3 separate regions of the Homo sapiens genome follow, and all the other regions are linked to region 2. Evidence: chromatin loops called from intact Hi-C (ENCODE). Cell type or tissue: dorsolateral prefrontal cortex. All regions are shown on one strand. Region 1 overlaps LOC124907779 (a long non-coding RNA gene). Region 2 overlaps LINC02245 (long intergenic non-protein coding RNA 2245). Region 3 has its middle 13 kb from the start of RAB1A.

Region 1 (8,000 bases), 270 kb before region 2:
GCCTCAGCCTGCAGAGTAGCTAGGACTACAGGCACATGCCACCACACTTGACTAATTTTTTATTACTTTGTAGAGACAATTCTCACTCTGTCACCCAACAACCCAACCCAAGTGTTGAGGTCTGAGACAAAGTTTGTTGCTTATTTCCCTCTCCTTCCCCTAAGTGGAGGGTATACCTGGCCACACTATGCTGACTGAGGTTGAGGCAGGGGTGATGTGGATCATGCAAAACTGTCCTTCCTACCCTCCTCAATATGTCTTTTCTTATTTCTTTTTCTTTTTTCTTTTTTTTTTTTTTTTGAGACAGAGTCTCACTCTGTCGCCCAGGCTGGAGTGCAGTGGCGCCATCTTGGTTCACTGCAACCTCTGCCTCCCAGGTTCACGCCATCCTTCTGCCTCAGCCTCCTGAGTAGCTGGGACTACAGGTGCCCACCACCATGCCCAGCTAATTTTTTGTATTTTTAGTAGAGATGGGGTTTCACCATGTTAGCCAGGATGGTCTCGATCTCCTGACCTCGTGATCCACCTGCCTCTGCCTCCCAAAGTGCTGGGATTACAGGAGTCTTTTCTTATTTCTGCACTACATTCGGGTGCTGTAATCTCTCACCTGGTATCCTTAGTGCTTGTGAAGGTATTTTCATGCATGGACAGTTGTTCAAATTGATGTTTCTGTGGGAAGCAAGTGTTGGAATGGCCCATTTTGCCAACTTACTGATGTCTAGACCCTGTCTTCTTCTAGGAAGAAAGATGTTTGAGCAGGCAAGAGGAACAGATGCACAGGTCACCATCCAGAAGCCCACATGCATGCAATCCCAACAATTTCTTTGTATTGAATTATGTGGGATGTGAATTAGTAGCAACCATAATCACTTCACTTCAGTGAGTTATTAGTTACCTCCTTGGGTTTGGCTCTTTATTTTGAAGATTTAGCCTTTAGTGGCACATGTGTGTACTACAGAGGGACAGAGCATTTCTTTGTAAACTTAGAAAACCTACGAACATCGGGAAATATTTTCAAATTCAAGGGAAAAAACTTAAGTAAACCAATAGATTAAAGAAAATGAGGACGGGTACAGTGCCTCACTCCTGTGGCTCAATCCCAACACTTTGGGAGGCTGAGGTGGGCAGATCACTTGAGTCCAGGAGTTCAACACCAGCCTGGGCAAACACGGCAAAACCCCATCTCCTCAAAAAATTAACCAGGCATTGATGGCCCATGCCTGTAGTCCCGGCTACTGGGGAGGCTGAGGCAGGAGGATTGCTTGAGCTCAGGAGGTTGAAGCTGCAGTGAGCTGAGATCATGCCACTGCACTGCAGCCTAGGTGACAGAATAAGATTCCTGTCTCAATAAATAAATAAATAAGGAAATCAGAAAATCTACAAGCTGTACTAATGCTTAGTTCCTGAATGTTGGCCAACAATGAATAATTCAGGACATCCAAAATACAGTAAACACCAAAAACTTACTCGACCACTCTCCCATTTCAGAACATGAAGCATACTGAAGTAGAGACGGCAGGATTTTCTCATGCATGGAATATGGGATGTGAATGAAAACAGAAGGATCACTTGATGGCTGCGGACCTGAGCAACTGGAGGGATGGAGTTGCAATTAGGTGAAGTGAGGAATTCAGCAGGGGAAGCAAGTTTTGGGGCAGAAGATTTTATCAGGGATATTTTAGTAATTAAATAGTTAGATTAGTGTCTTAATCACAACTCCACATCCTTACCTGATTTGGAGCTTCTGTCAGTCTCCCAGCTCTGAGCTGCTTCAGGCTGGGAAGCCGACAGTCGGGGAGAAGTCATGGATAGCTTCTGGTCCTCTTTTCCCACTGTGGCTGTCCTCCTCTTCCCCGGCCCTCACTATGTTGTCTCCAGCTCCTCTTCTGGGACAGGAAGGGACAGAAAGATCTTACTGACAGGTACCCCATGAAGGTACCCCCTAGGGGATGGAGATCCCAGGGCTTCCCCTCCTTGAGTCCCTCAGAGATTCCTGGTAATGCCTCTCATCTGACTGCCATTTTGACCGCTCCCTGTCATCTTTCAGGCCACCTCTCTTTTGGGATCCCATGGTCTTTCTAGGGAAGGATCCAAGAGGGACCCAGGATCCACATTTGGTCCATAAGAACCACCCGTACTTTGCCCTGTCCTCAGAGGGCGTGTAGTCCACATCTAACACAGCCCTCTCTACTCTGCCACCTCTGGCCACTTTGGCCTGGAGAATGTTTTCAGAACTCATCTCTGTACTACACAAACTCTAAGGACCTCAAGTCAGATTCTCCAAGGAGTTCTCTTGAGGTCCTTTCTGTTGCCTACTTAAAGTGACCTGGCAACTAACCAAACATATGTGTGTGTGTATATGTGTGCATGTGTGTGTATGTGTGTATATAGACATACATATCTGTACACATATGTATGTGTGTATACATATACATACACAATACATATATACATATACACACACATACAATTAACAGAAGACATATGGATGGATGGCCATAGGAGCATAATAGTCATAATCTGGAAACAATCCAAATTTTAATCAGTAATAGAAATGGATAAATAGTGGGCCTGGCACAGTGGCTCACATCTGTAACCCTAGCACTTTGGGAGGCTGAGCTGGGAGAATTGCTTGAGCCCAGAAGTTTAAGACCAGCCTGGGCAACATGGCAAAACCCCATCTCTAGCCAAAAAAACCCACAAAAATTAGCCAGTTGTGATGGTGCACACTTGTAGTCTCAGCTACTACTTGGGAGGCTTAGGTGGGAGGATTGCTTGAGGCTGGTAGGTGGAGGTTGCAGTGAGCTGAGATCCCACCACTGCCCTCCAGCCTGGGTGACACAGCAAGACCTCGTCTCAAAAAAAAAAAAAAAAAAGAATGGATAAATAATGGTAGCATATTTTTTAATGCAATTTTTTAAAAAAGAATGAACTACTACCACAATGTGGGTAAATTTCACAGGCATATGTTAAGTCAAAGAAACAAAATACAGGCAGGGCATAGTGGCTCACGCCTGTAATCCCAGCACTTTGGGAGGCTGAGGCGGGCGGATCACAAGGTCAGGAGATCAGGACCATCCTGGCTAACACGGTGAAACCCCATCTCTACTAAAAATACAAAAAATTAGCTGGGCATGGTGGCATGCGCCTGTAATCCCAGCTACTTGGGAGGCTGAGGCAGGAGAATCACTTGAACCCGGGAGGTGCAGGTTGTAGTCAGCTGAGATTGCGCCACTGCACTCCAGCCTGGGCGACAGAGCGAGACTCCATCTCAAAAAAAAAAAAAAAAAAAAAAAAGAAAAAGAAAAGAAACAAAATACAAAAGAATGCATACAGTTTGATTCCATTTATATGACTTTCAACAACAGGCAAAACTAATCTATGCTGTTAGAAGTCAAGATAGTAGGGTAAGTAGTGAGTGGACAAGAGGGAGGTTTTGGGGAGATCTACTGGAATATGCTCTAACTTAATCTGGGTGATGATTACATTTGTTACGTAATGGGCTTATACATTTCTACAGTTTCATCTAGCTCTACAGTTGAGATGTGTGCATTTTATTACATATATGTTTACTAAGAAAGTGAAAAGACAATTCACGGAGAAATTTTTCTCCCTATTATTCATACATTGCATTTTCATCATTTGATAACATGAGTTGGGGATTATTTACAAAGAATGCTTTAGTTGTGAGGACATTCTAAGCCTAAAACTGGCAGAGACATTTCAAAAATGAAAATGTTATGTCTAAGGAAAAACAGCCCTCTTCCTTTGCTGCCTGTGACCGCTGTTACCACACTTCTCAGGTTCTCCTAAGCGAGCAGCGTGGCTTCCTGGGCTTCTACCAGAATTTACCAGCAGGGGTCAGCCCTGTACAAAACCCAGGCGCTTGAGCCTCCCGTGAATTGGAACTTGCTCTCTGGTTCTGTCAAGCCATTCTGGCCTTTTAGCTTTCTCACTTCACATTCCCAGCTACACTTCCTTCTGCTCTGTTACCACCACCCACTCCCGTGATCACAACATGGACCAGAAACTTCACAGCCTTCCTCACTCATTCAAACACGCTCTCCTCTCCTTCCGTGCTCTCAAGTAACCCCCGCAGCAACAGTCCTTTCAGCTTAGCAAGCTCTTCAGTCCAAGCCCTGCTGCTTTCTCTCCATCCTGCAGTCCCCTCCTCTCTTCACTCTCCCCTTTTCAACCCAGACATCACGGGTCATCAATGAAATCACTTTTGCAAACACCTCCAACTCTTTGACCATTCTAGGCCTCAGCTCCTAACCCCTTAGGATTTTCTGGCCGGGCGCGGTGGCTCACGTCTGTAATCCCAGCACTTTGGGAGGCCGAGGTGGGCGGATCATTTGAGGTCAGGGGTTCCAGACCAGCCTGGCCAACATGGTGAACCCCGTCTCTGCTAAAAATACAAAAATTAGCTGGGTGCGGTGGTGGGCGCCTGCAATCCCAGCTACTTGGGAGACAGGGGAATCGCTTGAACCCAGGAGGCAGACGTTGCAGTGAGCCGAGATTGCGCCACTGCAGCACTGCCGCTTGGGCAACAAGAGTAGAAAAAAAAAAAAGTTAAAAAAAAAAAAAGGATTTTCTGTTGCACTTGGGATAAAGTACAAAGCCCAATACAGAGCCCCCAAGGCCCTGAGTGACCCAACCTTGGGCTGGTATCTCTCCCACCATGACTCATGCACAGCACTCCCCTCTCCATGTTTTCCACTCTTCCCTCTCCCAGTGGAGAAAAAGTCATTTCCTCCAAGTCCACTCTCTCATTCTCTTTCCTAACAAGGGGTTTATTTCCTTCAAGACACAATATAAAACTTTATCATATTTGTATAATTGCGTATTTAATGTTTGTCTTCCGCTTGGGGCTGTGCACTCAACAGAAGCAGTGCCAAGCACTTGCTAGGTTCATAGAAGACACTTAAGTGTTTGTTGGCCAGGCGTGGGGGCTCACGCCTATAATCCCAGCACTTTGGGAGGCTGAGGCGGGCAGGTAGCTTGACCCCAGGAGTTTGAGACCAGCCTGAGCAACATGGCGAAACACCGCCTCTACAAATAATTGAAAAAATTAGCCGGGTGCGGCCAGGCGCGGCGGCTCACGCCTGTAATTCCAGCACGTGGGAGGCCGAGGCGGGTGGATCACAGGGTCAGGAGTTTGAGACCAGCCTGGCCAACATGGTGAAACCCCATCTCTACTAAAAATACAAAAATTAGCCGGGCGTGGTGGCACTCGTCTGTAGTCCCAGCTCCTCAGGAGGCTGAGAAGGGAGAATCGCTTAAACCTAGGAGGTGGAGGTTGCAGTGAGCAGAGATCATGCCACTGCACTCCAGCCAGGGCGACAGAGCCTCCAGAGCGAGACTCCGTCTCAAAAAAAAAAAAAATTATCCGGGTGCTACTCGGGAAGCTACTGTAACCCCCAGCTACTCAGGAAGCTGAGGTGGGAAGATCTCTGGAGCCTGGGCTGTTGAGGCTGCAGTGAGCTGAGATTGCGCCACTGCATTCCAGCCAGCCTGGGTGACAGACTGAGACCCTGTCTCAAAAAAAAAAAAAAAAAAAAAAAAAAAAAAGAAGAAAGAAAGAAAGAAAGAAGGAAATGTTTGTTGAATTAGAATGTCAATCTAGACCTTGACCCCACCAAGACAGAAGACAGGTGTAGTGCCCTCTGTTATTTAGAAAAATAATCGTAGTAGCACTTTACATTTGTATAGTATTTGTCTTTTCAAAGTACTTTAACATCTATTATCATAATAATAAAGATAGGTAAAAATAGGTTGCATACAATAGGTAAGTGCTATTTTCCCATTTGACAGGTTAAAAAAAAAATGAGTCACGAAGAAAGTTGGCTAAAATATCAGAGTAAGGACTAAAGCCAAAATCTCTAACCTACCCATTTGTACATCTTAATTAGTAAGTAAATATTCTGTCTTATGATCAAACTTGCAGTTGAGATAATAGCTTAATAGGTAAGTGTTCAGCCCTAGAGACATAATGTTCAGTTTCCAAACCCAGCTCCAGTACTTAACTTGCTGTGTGACCTGGCACAAGTTACCTAACTTCCCTGAGCTTCAGTTTCTCCATGCTTAAAGTGTGAATAATAATGCCTATCTGAGGTGGTTGTAGTGAGGTTATAAAGAGTATATTGCTAGGAGTGGTGGCTCATGCCTGTAATCCCAGCACTTTGGGAGCCCAAGGTGGGCGGATCACCTGAGGTCCCGTGTTCAAGACCAACCTGACCAACATGGAGAAACCTCGTTTCTACTAAAAATACAAAATTAGCCAGGTGCGGTGGCTCATGCCTGTAATCCCAGTACTTTGGGAGGCCGAGGCAGGCGGATCACCTGAGGTCAGGAGTTCGAGACCAGCCTGACCAACATGGAGAAACCCCATCTCTACTAAAAATACAAAATTAGCCGGGCGTAGTGATGCATGCCTGTAATCCCAGCTACTCAGGAGGCTGAGGCAGGAGAATAGCTTGAACCTGGGAGGCGGAGGTTGCGGTGAGCCGAGATCGCACTATTGCACTCCAGCCTGGGCAACAACAGCAAAACTCCATCTCAAAAAAAAAAAAATTAAGTAAATAAATAAAAATAATAAAAAATAAAAATACAAGATTAGCTGGGTGTGGTGGCGCATGCCTGTAATCCCAGCTACTCGAGAGGCTGAGGCAAGAGAATCACTTGAACCCGGGAGGCAGAGGTGGCAGTGAGCCAAGATGGCACCATTGCACTCCAGCCTGGGCAACAACAGCAAAACTCCATCTAAAAAAAAAAAAAAATGCTGTAATATTTTTCTCTCCTGCAATTATTAATATAAATATATAAGAATAATGACCCTTAATGAAACTTGTGAAGCAGATAAATCCATATTTAAATGGAGGTTTCCCTGGAAAGCTAACACAAATGATTAATAGGTTGCAATCTGTTAGAACAGACTAAAATGCTTTGTTTATTTACAATGAGGCCTCTTTCTCTATCTTTGTTATAATCTATTAACAGTTATTGCATGGCTACCTGAGGTGATGAATCTGCAGGAAAAATCTGTTAAAAGTACAATAAAAGCATTCTTCCCTATTCTAGTACTTTATAGAATTCAATAAACTATTAACAGCATAGGACAGAATGGTCTGTATCCTAATTAATGTTCAAGGATGCAAAGTAATGAGGTCCAGCCTTCCAGTTTTCATTTAAAAAACTACAAAGTTTTCTCTCATACCCATAGTCGACTTTTCAGAAGTGTTTGATTCCTTCCTTTTATTTAATTTTCAAAATAATGAGTTGGTTTTCTAGCATTCTCCAAAAATGACCAATGAGATTTTTAAAGTAGAATTTTGGACTTAATATTTACACCTTTTTTTTTTATACTTTAAGTTTTAGGGTAATGTGCACAATGTGCAGGCTAGTTACATATGTATACATGTGCCATGCTGGTGTGCTGCACCCATTAACTCGTCATGTAGCATTAGGTATATCTCCTAATGCTATCCCTCTCCCCTCCCCCCGCCCCACAACAGTCCCCAGAGTGTGATGTTCCCCTTCCTGTGTCCAGGCGTTCTCATTGTTCAATTCCCACCTATGAGTGAGAATATGCGGTGTTTGGTTTTTTGTTCCTGCGATAGTTTACTGAGAATGATGATTTCCAGTTTCATCCATGTCCCTACAAAGGACATGAACTCATCATTTTTTATGGCTGCATAGTATTCCATGGAATATTTACACCTATTTAATGTGTTTTCATTAATTACAGCTATTATTCTTATTGATGCTTAAAATGTCCCAACTCTGACTAGTGAGAATGTCTTCAAATTTCTCTAAGTCATGTTGACAGGACCCTGATGGCTTCCTTGCTTTCTAGTAGAATAAGATGGTCCAGAGTTCATCTTGCATGTTTCCTATTTCAGACTTGCAGTTAGCCATTTCTCCAAGAAGTTTGGTTCCTGTTAGTAAGCAACTTTATTTAGAAACTACAATCTAGTTGTTAAATGTGTTAATTGTTACTG
Region 2 (8,000 bases):
GGACATTTGGGTTGTTTTCAGTTTTTAGCCATTACTAATTAAGCTGTTATGAACATTATTGTACAAGTCTTTCTATGGCCATATATTACCTTGGGTGAATACAGTAAATACCTAGGAGTGGAATGGCTGGGTTATCAGTGCGTGTATGTTTATCATTTAAGAAACTGCATAACTGTTTTCAAAGTAGTTGCACCATTCTGCATTACTATCTTCATTAATAAAGCATTTTTTTTAAAATGGCTTTACTGGTATTCATTGACCTTTACAATATAAACTATATAAACTTTCCCCAGTTTCAGAGTTTGGGGTGGAATTTGGGAGACAGCTGAATCTTCTTCATAATAAAGGGAAAGAACTGAAGGTGGTGATGTAGGGTGTGGCCCCTGTATGGAGCCAGGAATCTGCACCCAAGTGGCAGAAACACAGACAATAAAAAGACCCAGGCCGGGCGCGGTGGCTCACGCCTGTAATCCCAGCACTTTGGGAGGCCGAGGCAGGCGGATCAGAAGGTCTGGAGATCAAGACCATCCTGGCTAACACGGTGAAACCCCGTCTCTACTAAAAATACAAAAAATTATTGGTCGTAGTGGCACGTGCCTGTAGTCTCAGCTGCTTGGGAGGCTGAGGCAGGAGAATCGCTTGAACCCGGGAGGCGGAGGTTGCAGTGAGCCGAGATCACGCCACTGCACTCCAGCCTGGGCAACAGAGCAAGACTCTGTCTCAAAAAAAAAAAAAAAAAAAAAGAAAGACCCAGTGGACTGGGCACAGTGGTTCACATCTGTAATCCCAGCACTTTGGGAGGCTGAGGGGGGGCGGATGGCTTGAGCTCAAGAGTTTGAGACCAGCCTGGGCAACATGGCAAAACCCCGTTTGTACAAAAAATTAGCCAGGCATGGTGGTGCATGCCTGTGTTCTCAGCTACTTGGGAGGCTGAGGTGGGAGGATCACCCGAGACCAGGGAGGTCGAGGTTGCAGTGAGCCAAGATAGCATCACTACACTCCAGCCTGGGCGACAGAGCGAGAACCTGTCTCAAAACAAAAACACAAAAAGATCCCGTGACTGTGTGGCCATGAATGGACTTGGGAAGAATGAAAATGAGTCCTGTGGGGTCCTATGGCTGTGTGGGATGTGGGCTGTGCTACATAAAGACCCCTCCTCAATTGCTACCATGAAGTCTCCAGTGAAGTCTCCGTTACTCACCCACACTTTTGCATGTGTGAATTCTGTTGGCCAGTGTTTCCCAAACTTCAGATAAGCACTTATCCTATAGCCTATTATTGTTCTCTAAATCAACTCACCTTACTTTTACCAAATTTATTTTATCTTTATCTCAACCTTATAAAGATAGCTATTCCTTAAAACTATTTAGACTTAAAACATTAGCTTCTGGCCTCCCTTACTCATCTCATGGCCCACCAGTGGGCCTCACTGCACTGCTTGGGAAACTAGGTTTTAGGGGAACTCAAAGAAGGCTCAGAGCCTGGCAGCTGCATACATAGGCCCACTACACATATGTGAGATGTGCTTTGACATCTGCGTGTTTTCCCCATTGTGAGGATGTGGGCTCCCATTCAAGCTTGGTGCTGAGCCTGGCACATCCTGATTGGGCCACATACTCTTTTTAAAAGAATAGCAAAGCTCACGACTCATGGCCAGGCAGTATATGATCAGTGCCATACATGCAGAGGCCCTAGTGCCTGAGGAACTCAGAGGAGGACACAGGCTTGTTCTTAGGACACTCTCTCTGGTCATGACTGTTCCAATCAGCCTGTATCAACCAGTGGGGGTCCCATCTGAGTTGTCCACCCTCCCTCTGAAATGTCCAACACCCCCATCAGAATCATCCAGACCTCTGCTGTTTCCTATTTCTAGGGGGAAGTGACTCTGCTTTGGACTGGTGGCATCAGGCAAAAAGAGTGCTCTCCGCAGGTTTGGTGCCACAAGTGGGACTAAGCAGGGTTTTGAGGGTCTTAATCACCCTTCTCAGGACACAGCAAGAGTTATGAATTAAGAGTCTGGAGGGAAGTGGGGACCTTAACTTGGGAATAACCCTAGCTCCTGGCCCTGTAGCCACTTTTCCTGTCCACATGGGGTTTCAGGCTGACAAGTCCCCTGACATGGCCCAAGGGGGACTTAAGAGGTTCCTAAGAGTGCTGAGGGTGTCACCATGGGTGGGGTGTTAAAGGAACTTCCTCTGGAGTGATGTCCTTCTCTTGAACTAGGAGTATCTAATTTGGTCCAGGTGAGCTTTTCAGTTTAGGGTAGTGAAGGGCGGTCCCTGGATCAGAAGCGTCAGCATCACCTGGGAGCTTGTTTGGAATGCAAATTATTCAGGCCAGACCTCCCACTGAATTGAAAATTCTGAGACTATGGCCAAGCAATCAAGCCTCCCCAGGTGACTGTGAGGTAGGCTCAAGTTTGAGAAACTTTAGAAATCGACTCCTTAAAAAATCCCAGCCAGAAACGGCGGGTCATACCTGTAATCCCAGCACTTTGGGAGACTGACATGGGAGGATCCCTTGAGCCCAGGAGTTTGAGACCAGCCTGGGCAACATAGGGAGACTCCCATCTCTACCAAAAATAAAAAATTAGCCGAGCATGGTGGCACATGCCTGTGGCCCCTGTTACTCAGGAGGCTGAGACGGGAGGATTGCTTGAGCCAGGGAGGTCGAGGCTGCAGTGAGCTGTGATTGCACCACTGCACTCCAGCCTGAGAACAGAGCAAGACCCTGTTTCAAAACATTAAAAATCCTCTCTCTGTCTCTCCTTCTCACACCCACACCTCCCACAGGCTCCCCACCCCGACTCCCCGCCCACACACACACCCATATACTTGGCCAGCAAAGGGCTGTAGTTTGAACATGTGGTTCAAGGAACACAAGTCGTTGCACAGCTGATACAGAAAATCCGAAACTTCCCTGCCCCCAGCCCTCCATCAGGAGTCTCCGGCTTCCACGACCACTTTCACACAGCCCTTATTGAACTCTTGGTTCGACCCTTACTTTTGCATTCCAACTGGATACAAAGCTGAGGACTGTTTTCCTATTATCTGCCAGATGAATGCTTGGATCGGTGTCCAGGCTGCCCGGTCGTGCTTAGTAATCGGAAACAGAGACAGCGGAAATCTCAAATTCTGGTTTCCTGCCGGGGAGCCAGCTCCAAGTCTGCGGGAGAGGAAAGGACGTTGTGACACAGCGCCACCCTGTGGCAGAAAGGAGAAGAGCCGCTCTTGGCCTGTTGTCTGCATTGGATCTCAAGGCCTGGGGTTGTCAGAAACCTGAAACCTTGCAGAACCCCAAAATAACAAAACTGTCATTTAAAGAGCACTTACTGTGTGTTAGGGAGGCACTGTGATAATTGTCTTATATTGTTATGGCCTCAGAGTTTCCCATGAGATGGATACTATTTTCTGAATAAGGAAACTGGAGCCCAGAAGGGTTAAGAAATTTGCCTAAGTTCACACAGCCAAGAAGTAGCCAGGCTACACATCCGCTGAGTGTGGTCACAGAGGCCACAATTTTTTTTTTTTTTTTTTTTTGAGACAAGGTCTCACTCTGTTGCCCAGGCTGGAGTGCAGTGGCACGATCTTGGCTCACTGCATCCTTGACCTTCCAGGCTCAAGTGATCCTCCTGCCTCAGCCTCCCAAGTAGCTGGGACCACAGGCATGCACTACCATGCCCGGCTAATTTTGTTTATGTTTTTGTAAAGACAAGGTCTCCCTATGTTGCCCAGGCTGGTCTCTAACTCCTGGGCTCGAGTGATCCTCCAGCCTCGGCCTCCCAAAGTGCTGGGATTGCAGGCATGAGCCACTGCATCCGGCCGAGGACACACATCTAACCACCACTCTGTCCTTCCAGTCACCTGCTCAGCAGAGAACATTCCCTATAGCAGGGCTTCTCAAACTCACACCTGCAGGAGGCACTGGGGAATCTTGTTAAAATCCAGATTCTGATTCGGCTGATCTGGGGTAGGGCCCAAGAGTCTACGTTTCTTTTCTTTTCTTTCTTTCTTTTCTTTTTTTTTTTTGAGACGGAGTTTCACTCTTATTGCCCTGGCTGGAGTGCAATGGCACAGTCTCAGCTCACTGCAACCTCCGCCTCCTGAATTCAAGCGATTCTCTTGCCTCAGCCTTCCGAGTAGCTGAGACTACAGGCACCTGCCACCACGCCTGGCTAATTTTTGTATTTTTAGTAAAGACGGGGTTTCACCATGTTGACCAAGCTGGTCTTGAAGTCCTGACCTCAGGTGATCAGCCTGCCTTGGCCTCCCAAAGTGCTGGGATTACAGGCGTGAGCCACTGTGCCCAGTCTGAGCCCAGTCTACATTTCTAAGGGCTCCTAGGTAATGTGGTGCTGCTGGTTCGTGGACCACACTTGGAGAGGTGAGGCCCTAGAGCAGCTGTCCAGTAGAACTTTCTGTGATGGTGGAAGTGCTCTAACTCTGCGCTGTGTCATACATCGCCACTGGCTGCAGGTGCTATGGAGCACCTGAAACATGGCTACTGCAACAGAGAAATACATTTTAATTTTAGTTCATTTAAATTAATTTGAATTTAGCCACATGCACATAGTGGCCTCCATACTGGATAGTGCAACATCCATCATGAGTGGGGGCTCAGGCTTGTCATTCAAGAGCCAAAATACCATGGTAGGTTAAAGCAAGACTATATAGGGTAACAAATTTTTGGAGTCATTAGAGATAGTATATTCAACACTGCTGTTTTACATATAAGGAAACTGGCCAGAGAGGCAAAGTGACTTGTTGCAGAGCCACAGAGCTGTTCCTGGCAGAGGGAAGGCTTCAGGTTCAAGGACAGCATTCTCCCTACCATGCCACATTTTGTTCTAGGCCCACTGACCTTCAAAAGAAAAATGTACATTTCCAATTTTGGGAAATCCAAGCTGGGTGTGGTGACATGTGCCTGTAGTTCCAGGTGCCCAAAAAGCTGAGCTGGGAGGATCATTTGAGCCTGGGAGGTTGAGGCTGCAATGAGCCGTGATTGCACCACTGCACTCCAGCTTGGGCGACAGAAGGAGACCTTGTCTCTAAAAAAAAATAATAATAAAAAAAAATAAAAGAAAGAAAATCCTCTATAAACAAAATGTAGCTGTTGGTAATAGTCAAATGCTATTTATTACTTTATACAACGTTTGAGGCAGTTAACCAGGTTTAAATGTTATCCAATTTCCTGAGGGAATTAACTGATTTTTGGCTACATTTGCAAGACCTGCATCACACGAAAAGAATCATCCCTTTTTATGGGATGTTTTGCAACACGAAGTTCTCTGGCAAAACCAAATTAAGACCAACCCCTGTTCAGGCCTCCCTGGTGTGTAGCTGGTGTCTTACCACATGGACTTCAGTGGGTACAGGTGTGCAAAGCAGTGATGGTACTCAGACAGACAACTGAACAGGTTGTTCTGTATCACACTGGAATGAAGGATTTACTTGATCTTTGAAAACATTTTTTTTCTGGTTGTAAGGCAATATATGTACATTATATAGAACTTGAAAATTGCGGGGAAAATACTGTGTTAGTTATTTGTTGTTGTGTAACAGGTTATCTCCAAAACCCAGCAGCTTAAAATATCAAACATCTGTTATCTCACTATCACTGAGAGCAGCTCAGCCAGGTGGTTCTTTTCTTCCTCTTTTATGGTCTCGTCTGAAATATGCTGGGTAGTTCTGACTCAGGGAGTCTCAAGAGGTTGCAGTCCAGATGTTGTCAGGGCTATTCTCATGTGAAGCCTTGGCAGGTTGCAGGATCTGCTGCTTTTTCAGCGTTGTGATCATAGCTCACTGCTGCCTTGAACTCCTGGGCTCAAGTAATTCTCTAGCCTCAGCCTCCCAACTAGCTGGGACTACAGATGGATTGCATCAGTGGCCTGCTAGGGTCTGGTTCTAAGCTCACTCATGTGGCTGTTGGCAGGAGGCCATGGCTGGGCCCCTCTATAGTGCTTCTCAGGACAAAATTTCCCTTAAGAATAAATGATGTGAGAGAAAGAGCAAGAGAGACAGTGTCCAAGATGGAAACTACAGCCCTTTATATAGCCTCAGTGGGGAGTGACGAACCTTCACTTCTGCTGTATTCTATAGGTCACCCAAACTCGCCCTGTTACAGAGTGGGAGAGGGCCACACAAAGGTCATGAGTACCAGAGGTGGGGTCGAAAATAAAACTCACCTGCAACCTCACTCTCCATAAACAATCACCGTGACATTATGAGGTGATTCCATATACATCTATTTACATGTACAGATTTTTTTCTGACTCTTACTTCATATGTTATTGTCCATATTTCCCCTCTATCTCCCTTTTCAGATGGAAATCCAGCTTTATTTAACCTCCTTTCCCTGAGGAAGAGGTACATTCAATGTTTATTATTATTATTATTACTTTGAGACAAAGACTTGCTCTGTCGCCCAGGCTGGAGTGCAGTGGTGTGATCTCGGCTCACTGCAACCTCCGCCTCCCGGGTTTAAGCAATTTTCGTGCTTCAGCCTCCTGAGTAGCTGGGACTATGAGCACGCATCACCACACCCGGCTAATTTTTGAAATTTTTTTTTTTTTTTTAGTAGAGACGGGGTTTCACCAGGTTGTCCAGGCTGGTTTCTGGTTTCCATGTTGCTGGTATCCCCTTATTCGATTATTTCAGCAAGGCTGATGTACTTCTTCCTCTTGAAAAACTTAAACTCATTCAAGAGTATGTGTTCTGAGGGGCAGGTGGGAGAGAAGGAAGAAGGCAGAAAGGAGAGGTGAGAATGGGGGGTGGGTGGTGTGGCAAGACTTCCGGGGTGACGCTGCAGAGGGTGCCTCTGAGGAATCGAGTCTCCGGGCCCACCAAGATTGATTCGTGTACCCCAGCCAGATGGGGGGCTTCCACGGACTGTGTGGAGTGGAAGAAGGCTGTATCCATGGACTCAAAAATCACAGGAGAATGCCAGTGTTTTGCAGCTATGGACGAGAGACCCCAGCACAACCATGGCAGTGGGAAACCCTAAAAATAACTGGGGACAAATTTTTATCAGGATGAATGAGAGCTCAGAGGCAGGACTAAGTTGATTAAAAGGAAATAAAGGAATCAAATATGTCTTGCCCATATAGTTTGTGGACTTATTCATACCTGCTACACACACACACACACACACACACACACACACACACACAACATTCTTTTCAAACTGTCATTTGTAGTCTTATTTTTGTATCTACCTTTTTTTCACTTCGTTTATGTAATGGACATGATGTAATGTCATTATCTGTACTTCCCAACCGTGTCCACAAAGTATTTTGTCATTTAGATTGCCACACATCACAATACGTCTGGCTTCACCTTCTGGGAGCAAGAAGCCAGGTTGCATTCCTTTTACTACCTAGAGATCCCACGCCCTGTGAACATCTCTGGAGAAACCTTCTCTTCCCTCCCAGGGAGCCCTTGGCCTTCATACTCCTAAGTCCTCATCCCCAGATACCTGCTCAGCCCAGCAGGCCAGCCAGTGCTGGGAACTCTCACCTGGGGGCCGGAGAATAGGGACACTGCTCCTCCCTCAGGAGTCTGGGGCTTCCTGGCTGCCACCAGGTGTCACCAGCAGCTTGGCAGGTGGGTGCATTTCCTGTCCCCAGCCACAGCAGAGACTCAGGCTCTTTCCTTCACCCTAGAATGGAGCTATTGGTTACCATGTGCAAGTTTTGTAAGAATGAAAGGATAAAGAAAAAAAAAGATGAAAATTATTGCAGCAATCATTGAGGCTGGCCACTGCATATTCTTATTCTGCCCCCCTGGAAGCATGGTGAAATCGTACTTCCCCGCCTTCTGAATCAGTGTTGGAGGCCAAAGAAAAGCGAGTGGAAGTGACACAGGTCACTTCCCAGTGGCAGGCTCACCAACCAATTTGCAATTTGCCACATTTTCCTTCTTCCTGCCACTACTGCTGTCCCGGTTCCAGACGGCGCCACTCCATCCGCTAGGCTCCCTGAGTAAGGAGGACATGGAGGACAG
Region 3 (8,000 bases), 230 kb before region 2:
CTCCCTCCCTTCCTTCTTTACTTCATTCCCTTCTTCTTTCTTCCTTCCTTATTTTTTTCCTCCCTTTCTTTCTGGTGTAGTGATAAGAGGGACACATATACCATCCGCACTACTCATTTTGGAGTTCTATCGTTCATTTTAAAGTGGTAGGGGCTGAACACAGTGGCTCAAACCTGTAATCCCAGCACTTTGGGAGTCTGGGGCAGGCAGATCACCCGAAGTCAGGAGTTCAAGACCAGCCTGGCCAACATGGTTGAAACCCCGTCTCTACTAAAAATACAAAAATTAGCCGGGTGTGTTGGTGGGCGCTGGTAATAATCCCAGCTACTTGGGAGGCTGAGGTGGGAGAATCACTTCAACCCAGGAGGCGGAGATTGCAGTGAACCAAGACCACACCACTGCACTCCAGCCTGGGTGATAGAGTGAGACTCCATCTCAAAAAAAAAGAAAAAATTAAGTGTGGTGGAAAGTATAATGGGTGGAGGGGTTTCAGATTGGAAGTCAGGCAGCCTGACAGTCCTACTACCTTGAAGTAGAAAATATTGACCATGTGACCGCAGGCATAGCTTTCCCGACCATCCATTTCCTCCTCTCACAAATGGCCAGGGCCGGTTTTCACTGCGGGATCTGCTCTGGCTTTATGAAGGGTTCACTGCTGCCATCACTTCTAACTAGTTCATGTCTCATTTAGACTGGTGGGGTGCCCAAGTCCAGTATCTTCATTATCACCACTAAAAGTAGATATAATAACTACGTTGCCCACCTCAAAGGGTTTGGAAGGATCTCGTGCAGTTATTGAAAATACTTTCAGAAGCATAACAATTATAAAATGTGAGGTCCTGAGGAAAGGAAGGATTGGAAAATACTAAAGATGACAACCCAAAGACCAAAATCTGTATGGTCCCATCTGGGGACTTAGGGAGAGGTTATTTTTAAGTTGTTTTTTTTTAAGCTGAGTTTTTATTTTTTGCGGCGATTTAATTTGAGGGAAAACAAAGGCCATTATGGCCTTGAATTTTATCTCAGAGTTATTCAAATCCCTTTTTGGTCACAGGAGAGTAAATTATAACAGAAAAGAAAAAAAACCCTAAATAATTGGGTCGTCATGGCTTGGATCCATGTGAGCTCTTCTGGGACAAGATTTAATCACTTCATAAATTGCATATGTTGATTGTGTTATAAATAATAATCCTGTGTGCCTCATTAAGCCCCAAATGCATGTTCTTATGTGAAACTCATTCCTGTTCTTGCCAGCCTGACTAGATGCATTGTCCGTGGAGTTCTGTCTTGGGAAACAGGTGCACGTGGCTCAATGTTAGCCAGATGCCAGATGTCTCAAGAGCAGTGAATTTATATGCTCATCAGTTTTGACAACCCATGCACTACATTAACTATGTAGACTTCTCTCCTTTCCCTCCCACCTTAACTGGAGGATCAATTAAAATTAATAAAAATTACCAGATAGGAAAAGTAGCTTGCCTCCTAAGACTTGGGACAATCTGTCTTACGCTACATTTAAGACTTGAGATGGAGTTTTACAAAAGGCAAGCCTGTCCTAATTTCTTCTAACAAAACCATTTAAAATATATTTACCTTGAGCCAACTTTTTTTTTTTGATGCAGCAATGCAAAATAAACCATTGGCTGGGTGCAGTGACTCACGCCTTTAATCCCAACATTTTGGGAGGCCGAGGCGGGTGGATCACCTGAGGTCAGGAGTTCAAGAACAGCCTGGCCAACATGGTGAAACCCTGTCCCTACTAAAAATACAAAAAAAATTAGCCAGATGTGGTGGCGTGCGACTGTAACTCTAGCTACTTGGGAGGCTGAGGCAGGAGAATCACTCGAACCTGGGAGACGGAGGTTGTAGTGAGCCGAAATTGTGCCACTGCACTCCAAAAGTAAATAAATAAATAAATAAATAAATAAATAAACAAGCCATAGAAATAGAATAGATTTTCCTTTTTTTTTTTTTTTTTTTTTTTGAGACAGAGTCTCACCCTGTCGCCAGGCTGGAGTGCAGTGGTGCAATCTTGGCTCACTGCAACTTCTGCCTCCCGGGTTCAAGTGATTCTCTTGCCTCAGCCCCCCGAGTAGCTGGGACTACAGGTGCGCACCACCACACCCAGCTAATTTTTGCATTTTTAGTAGAGACGGGTTTAACCATGTTGGCCAGGATGGTCTTGATGTCTTGACCTCATGATGTGCCCAACTTGGCCTCCCAAAGTGCTGGGATTCCAGACGTGAGCCACCGTGCCTGGCCCTAGATTTTATTTTAATAATAAAGAATGTAATAAGGAATTCGCACCTGTTTTGTTTTTTTAATTTAAATTTAGGGTTTTCTTTTGTTTGTTTGTTTGTTTTTTGACAGAGTCTCACTCTCTGTTGCCCAGACGAGTGCAGTGGCACGATCTCAGCTCACTGCAACCTCTGCCTCCTGGGTTCAAGCGATTCTACTTGAGTAGCTGGTATTACAGGCACATGCCACCATGCCTGGCTAATTTTTGTATTTTTAGTAGAGACAGGGTTTCACCATGTTAGCCAGGATGGTCTCAATCTCCTTACCTCATGATCCGCCTGCCTCAGCCTCCCAAAGTACTGGGATTACAGGTGTGAGCCACCGTGCCTGGCGAGTGAGTTGATTTTTTCAGCAACTCTTCAGAGGGCAAAGGGGAAGTTTCCCTTGGCCTCTACAGCAGAATGCTCTCCACCCCCTCCATCAGCCTTCATAGTGTGCCTCTACCCTCTCACTTCTTGTGCTCCAGCCTCACTGATTTTGCAAGTACTTAAATACATCATGTTCCTTCCTGCCACAGGACCTTTGCACATGTTATCTCAGCCTGCCACATCCACCTCTCCACTTCCTCAAGCCAAACTCAACATTTTGCATTAGTTCAAAGATGAGTTTCTCAAAGATGCTTTTTCTGACCTCTGTAGAATTGGTAAGGTGCCCCAGTTATATGTTCCTATTGCACCCTATATTTCTCCACAGCATATTTCATAACTGTAACTACATATCCTTAATTGTGTAATTACTTTATTTCGCCTAAGGTGCATATTTTTGACATGTTCATGACATAGCTTACCTTAAACATTAACATGGCTTACTATTATACTGCCATCCTCAACATAATTTTACTATTCCAGGAGATGCTTACCAATGAAGATAAAAGTTGAAAATAGCCTGGGCATGGTGGCTCACACCTGTAATCCCAGCACTTTGGGAGGCTGAGGCGGGTGGATCACCTGAGGTCAGGGGTTCGAGACCAGCCTGGGTAGCCTGGTGAAACCCCGTCTCTATTAAAAATACAAAAAACTTAGCTGGGTGTGGTGGCAGGCGCCTGTAATCCCAGCTACTCGGGAGGCTGAAGCAGGAGAATCACTTGAACACAGCAGGCGGAGGTTGCAGTGAGCCAGGATTGCACCATTGCACTCCAGCCTGGGCAACAACAGAGTGAGACTCTGTCTCAAAAAAAAAGTTGAAAATAATTTTATTATTGATTTCAGGACTTCCAGAAAGACCCGTCAATTCTTTAAAATAAGGCATCAAATGACAAATTGTATCCCAAGATTCTTTGAACCCCTTGCCTCAAACTGCTGTGCCTACCAATCCTAAATTGTTGTATCATGACTCTTATCCAGGGCCAGCCAAGACTTCCCTTTTCCCTCATTAAAAGATTCTCCTTAAACCAAATTTTTACAGCTCAATAAATAGCCCAATCTTGCCCTTACTCTCCTCTGAGATGCTACAAACAAAGACTGTCTAGAAAGTGCTCTGCCTTACCAGAATAAGCAATAAACTAAATTTTGTCTTAGTGACGTTGCTTTGGTGATATTTTGGGGAAGACATTTTTGATACTAACATCTAATCAATGTGTATATTTAATGTGGTAGCACTTTTTTTTCTTTCCTGAAAAGCTGTTATGAAACCCATTGTGGCAATCAATGGTGCCTCAGATTTGAGGAAATACAGTAATTGATCAATAGATCTCTCTCATGAAATTTTTTTTTTTTTCGAGACAGAGTCTCAGCCTGTTGCTCAGGCTGGAGTGCAATGGCGCGATTTTGGCTCACTACAACCTCTGCTTCCTGGGTTCAAGTGATTCTTCTGCCTCAGCCTCCCAAGTAGCTGGGATTATAGGTGCATGCCACCACACCTAGGTAATTTTTGTATTTTAGTAGAAATAATATTTCACCATATTGGCCAGGCTGGACTTGAACTCCTGACCTCAAGTGATCCACCCACCTCAGCCTCCCAAAGTGCTAGGATTACAGGCGTGAGCCACCACGCCCAGCCTCTCGTGAGAATTTACATTATCCATGAGGGTCTAGACTTGGTGAGTTTTGATCACTGGTATATCTCCATATCACAACAGAATAGGTAATTAATACATAATTGAGTGAATGAGTGGATCAATGAATAGTTGAAAGATCAACACAGAATGGATTTCATGGAGTATGCAAAGGCAACTCTTACTGATAAGACTTCCTGGCTGACCCTCTTGTGGCAAAGTGAGTAGGAAAAGATAACTGCACTTTCTCACCCTTCCATTCTAACCCAATTCCAGAGAAATCGCTCAGTATATAACATTTCACATGGAGCTCTGATGTGAACTCATATTGTCATGTAGCTGCTTATCTGCTCGTTCAGGATTCTGATTTGCCCAGCCTAGTTATGTGGTATCACCATTAGATGAAATAGAAGTTCTCCACAGGGTTGTCAATGACAAGGGAGCAAAGATGGGTTCCTTTGGGGCACATAGCATGTTGTTATAGCTTGGCTGACAGAAGAGTGTCAGCCCACATTGAGTAACCAGTGAGGAAGGCTATGGTACCACACCCATAGGTGGTGCCACAGCAGCAGCAATCTTTCATAAGAGAGCCATTATTGAGATTTATCAAACAATGGTTTGGTTGATACAAGCCTCTCATTGTTACATACATATTAGAATACAAGTGACCAGAGGATTGTGACTTGCTTTTTTATTGAGTTTATCTAGAAACTTCACATACTAAACATTTCCTCAGTGCTTAAAACATCTTAGACACTGTGTAAAGTGCTTTGAGATATATAATTTTTTTATTTTTTAGAGATGGGGTCTTGCTATGTTACACATGCTGTAATGCAGTGGCACACGACATCCCCCAAACTCCCGGGCTCAAGCAATCTTCCTACCTTAGCCTCTCAAGTAAGTGGAACCACAGACACATATTATGGTGCCCAGTGATATACTGATTTTTTTTGTGTGTGTGAGATGGACAGTCTGGCTCTGTCGCCCAGGCTGGAGTGCAGTGGCACGATCTCGGCTCACTGCAACCTCCATCTCTTGGGTTCAAGTGATTCTCCTGTCTCAGCCTCCCAAGTAACTGGGACTACAGGCACATGCATGCCTCACTAATTTTTGTATTTTTGTATTTTTATTTATTTATTTTTGAGATGGAGTTTCGCTCTTGTTGCCCAGGTGGAGTGCAATGGCGCTATCTTTGCTCACTGCAACCTCCACCTCCTGGGTTCAAGCGATTTTCCTGCTTCAGCCTCCTGAGTAGCTGGATTACAGGCGCTCGCCGCCTTACTTGGCTAATTTTTGTATTTTTAGTAGAGACGGGGTTTCACCGTGTTGGCCAGGCTAGTCTTGCCACCCGCCTTGGCCTCCCAAAGTGCTGGGATACAGAGGTGAGCCACCACGCCCGGCCAGAAAGTGGACTTTAAACTGCATCTTTAGAAAGAGCAAGACTTGAAGAAATAGAGAAAGGAGGCATGCTTCAGGTCTAGATTTTGGGAAAGGAGACAAAAGCAGAGGGAGTTTACATTTTTGAGGCATCCTCTATGGAAGGCACTTCCACAAACATCAGCTTCATTTAATCATCTCAAAGAATGTGTAGGACAGTGATGGTAATGAGGGCCCTGCCCTCAAGGGTACAAATATAACACTTATAACAATGAGACAACAATAGATGTTAAGTTAGAAAACAATGAACTGAATATAATCAGGTGTGGCTCAGCTCTTGTTTGCTGGTGAATTTCTTTTTTTCTTTTTTTGAGACAGAGTCTCACTCTGTCACCCAGTCTGGAACGCAGTGGCATGTTCTTGGCTCACTGCAACCTCTGCCTCCTGGGTTCAAGCAATTCTCCTGCCTCAGCCTCCTGAGTAGCTAGGAGTACAGGCACATGCCACCATGCCTGGCTAATTTGTGTATTTTCAGTAAAGATGGGGTTTCCCCATGTTGGCCAGGCTGGTCTCAAACTCCTGACCCCAAGTGATCCGTCTGACTTGGCCTCCCAAAGTGCTAGGATTACAGGAGTGAGCCACCACGCCCGGCTTGCTGGTGGATTTCTTAGGTTCCAGGAACTAAGTCCTAAAGCTATCCTGATTGACTAAGATCAGTAGGTGGGTGAGAGCTGGGTAAGGTTGGAGGTGTGCTCTGAAACAGGTCATCCAGGTTGACTAACTGAGCCTTGTGTCACCCTGAGCCCAGGGTATCTGGAATGGTTCCGAGCCCTATTTAGAAAATTTCAATTTGACTTTATCCAACACAGTTGTGGCCTGCTCTACCTATTGCTGAAGGCCACACGATGGTGGCCTTGGCAGTACTCTGGCCTCATAAGGAATATTTCACCATGGGAGCTGGGAGTCAGGGAACTAGGTGTTCAGGTAGATGTTCCTTTCAGAAGATCGAAGGTCTGGACTCTGGTATCTACAGTAGAACCCTTCTTTTGCCCTTTCTTCACACTTGCCATGCCTGGATGGACAGAATTTTTTTTTTTTTGGGGGGATGGAATCTCGCTCTGTCTCCCAGTCTGGAGTGCAGTGGCACAATCTAAGCTCACTGCAACCTTTGCCTCCCGTGTTCAAGCAATTCTCCTGCCTCAGCCTCCCAAGTAGCTCGGATTACAGGCGTCTGCCACCATGCCCCAATAATTTTCTGTATTTTTAGTGGAGACAGGGTTTCACCACATTGGCCATGCTAGTCTCAAACTCCTGGCCTCAGGTGATTCCCCCACCTTGGCCTCCCAAAGTTCTGGGATTATAGGCGTGAGCCACCACGCCCTGCCTGAAATTTCTGATCTGTTAGGCATCAATATATTACTCCTCTTCCTGGAAGATGGGCTGATTTATTTTTGGCTGAGGAAAAAGTAAAGAGATTTATGTCATCCTAAAGCTTATTAATATGACAGTTCTGGCCAGGCTCGGTGGCTCATGCCTGTAATCCCAGCACTTTGGGAGGCCGAGGCAAGTGGATCACCTGAGGACAGGAGTTCAAGACCAGCCTGGCCAATATGGTGAAACCCTGTCTCTACTAATAGTACAAAAATTAGCCAGGCATGATGGCGCACACCTGTAATCCCAGCTACTCGGGAGGCTGAGGCAGGAGAATCGCTTGATCCCAGGAGGTGGAGGTTGTAGTGAGCCAAGATCATACCATTGCACTCCAGCCTGGGCAACAAGAGTGAAAATCCATCTCAAAAAGAAAAAAAAAAAAATGACAGTTTTTCCTGAGGAGCACATCAACGAGTATGTCCAACATCTATTAGGTGTAAAGTACTGTGCTAAATGCTGGTGGGAAAGAGTACAGAAGGGTAAAGAAAGCTTCCTGCACTCAAGGAGCTTATAGTCTAGCTGGAAAAATAAAACATACACACGTAGAAAACATACACATGTAAAATTATAACTAATTGTATACTAATTGCTATCCAATGGAACTTTCTGCAGTGATGGAAATAGTCTCTATCTGCACTAATATGGTAGCCACTAGCCACATGTAGCTGTTGAGCACTTGAAATATGGATAGCACAACTGAGGAGCTGAATAATTGAAATTTAACTTAATTTTAAACACATTAAATAGCCATATGCATCTCATGGCTTCTTTTTTTTTAGACAGAGTTTTGCTCTAGTTGCCCAGGCTGGAGTGCACGATCTCGGCTCACTGCAACCTCCACCTCACAGGTTCAAGTGATCCTCCTGCCTCAGCCTTCCCAAGTAGCTGGGATTATAGGCAT

What was found. A loop is a pair of places that touch in the nucleus more often than their neighbours do. Peaks named below come from ENCODE experiments on the same cell type or tissue, not always from the same donor. Only the 100,000 strongest peaks of a DNase experiment are listed, where the experiment ranks them.
Region 1: it touches region 2 in a loop (4-fold over the local background); 63 of 110 quality-filtered maps call a loop at or near these places.
Region 3: it touches region 2 in a loop (3-fold over the local background); 6 of 110 quality-filtered maps call a loop at or near these places.

What each region holds. Positions count from the first base shown.
Region 1 is chr2:65,183,300-65,191,299 of GRCh38, reverse strand. It overlaps LOC124907779 (a long non-coding RNA gene), which reads left to right. Exons shown (of 2, transcript XR_007086461.1): 2 at 1,489-1,710. Among named protein-coding and RNA genes, the nearest start is that of ACTR2, 41 kb to the left of the region's middle. In dorsolateral prefrontal cortex, a CTCF peak has its summit at 3,869 (motif pointing right); a DNase peak (open chromatin) is centred at 3,859.
Region 2 is chr2:64,913,016-64,921,015 of GRCh38, reverse strand. The region is part of intron 1 of LINC02245 (long intergenic non-protein coding RNA 2245); the gene reads left to right. Among named protein-coding and RNA genes, the nearest start is that of LINC02245, 15 kb to the left of the region's middle. RefSeq lists enhancers at 2,832-2,911, 3,922-3,971, 4,342-4,531, 5,445-5,524. In dorsolateral prefrontal cortex, CTCF peaks have their summits at 2,999 and 3,200 (motif pointing left); a DNase peak (open chromatin) is centred at 3,175; H3K4me3 peaks cover 816 bases; H3K27ac peaks cover 579 bases.
Region 3 is chr2:65,139,566-65,147,565 of GRCh38, reverse strand. No RefSeq gene overlaps it. Among named protein-coding and RNA genes, the nearest start is that of RAB1A, 13 kb to the right of the region's middle. In dorsolateral prefrontal cortex, CTCF peaks have their summits at 4,664 and 4,864; a DNase peak (open chromatin) is centred at 4,825; H3K27ac peaks cover 442 bases.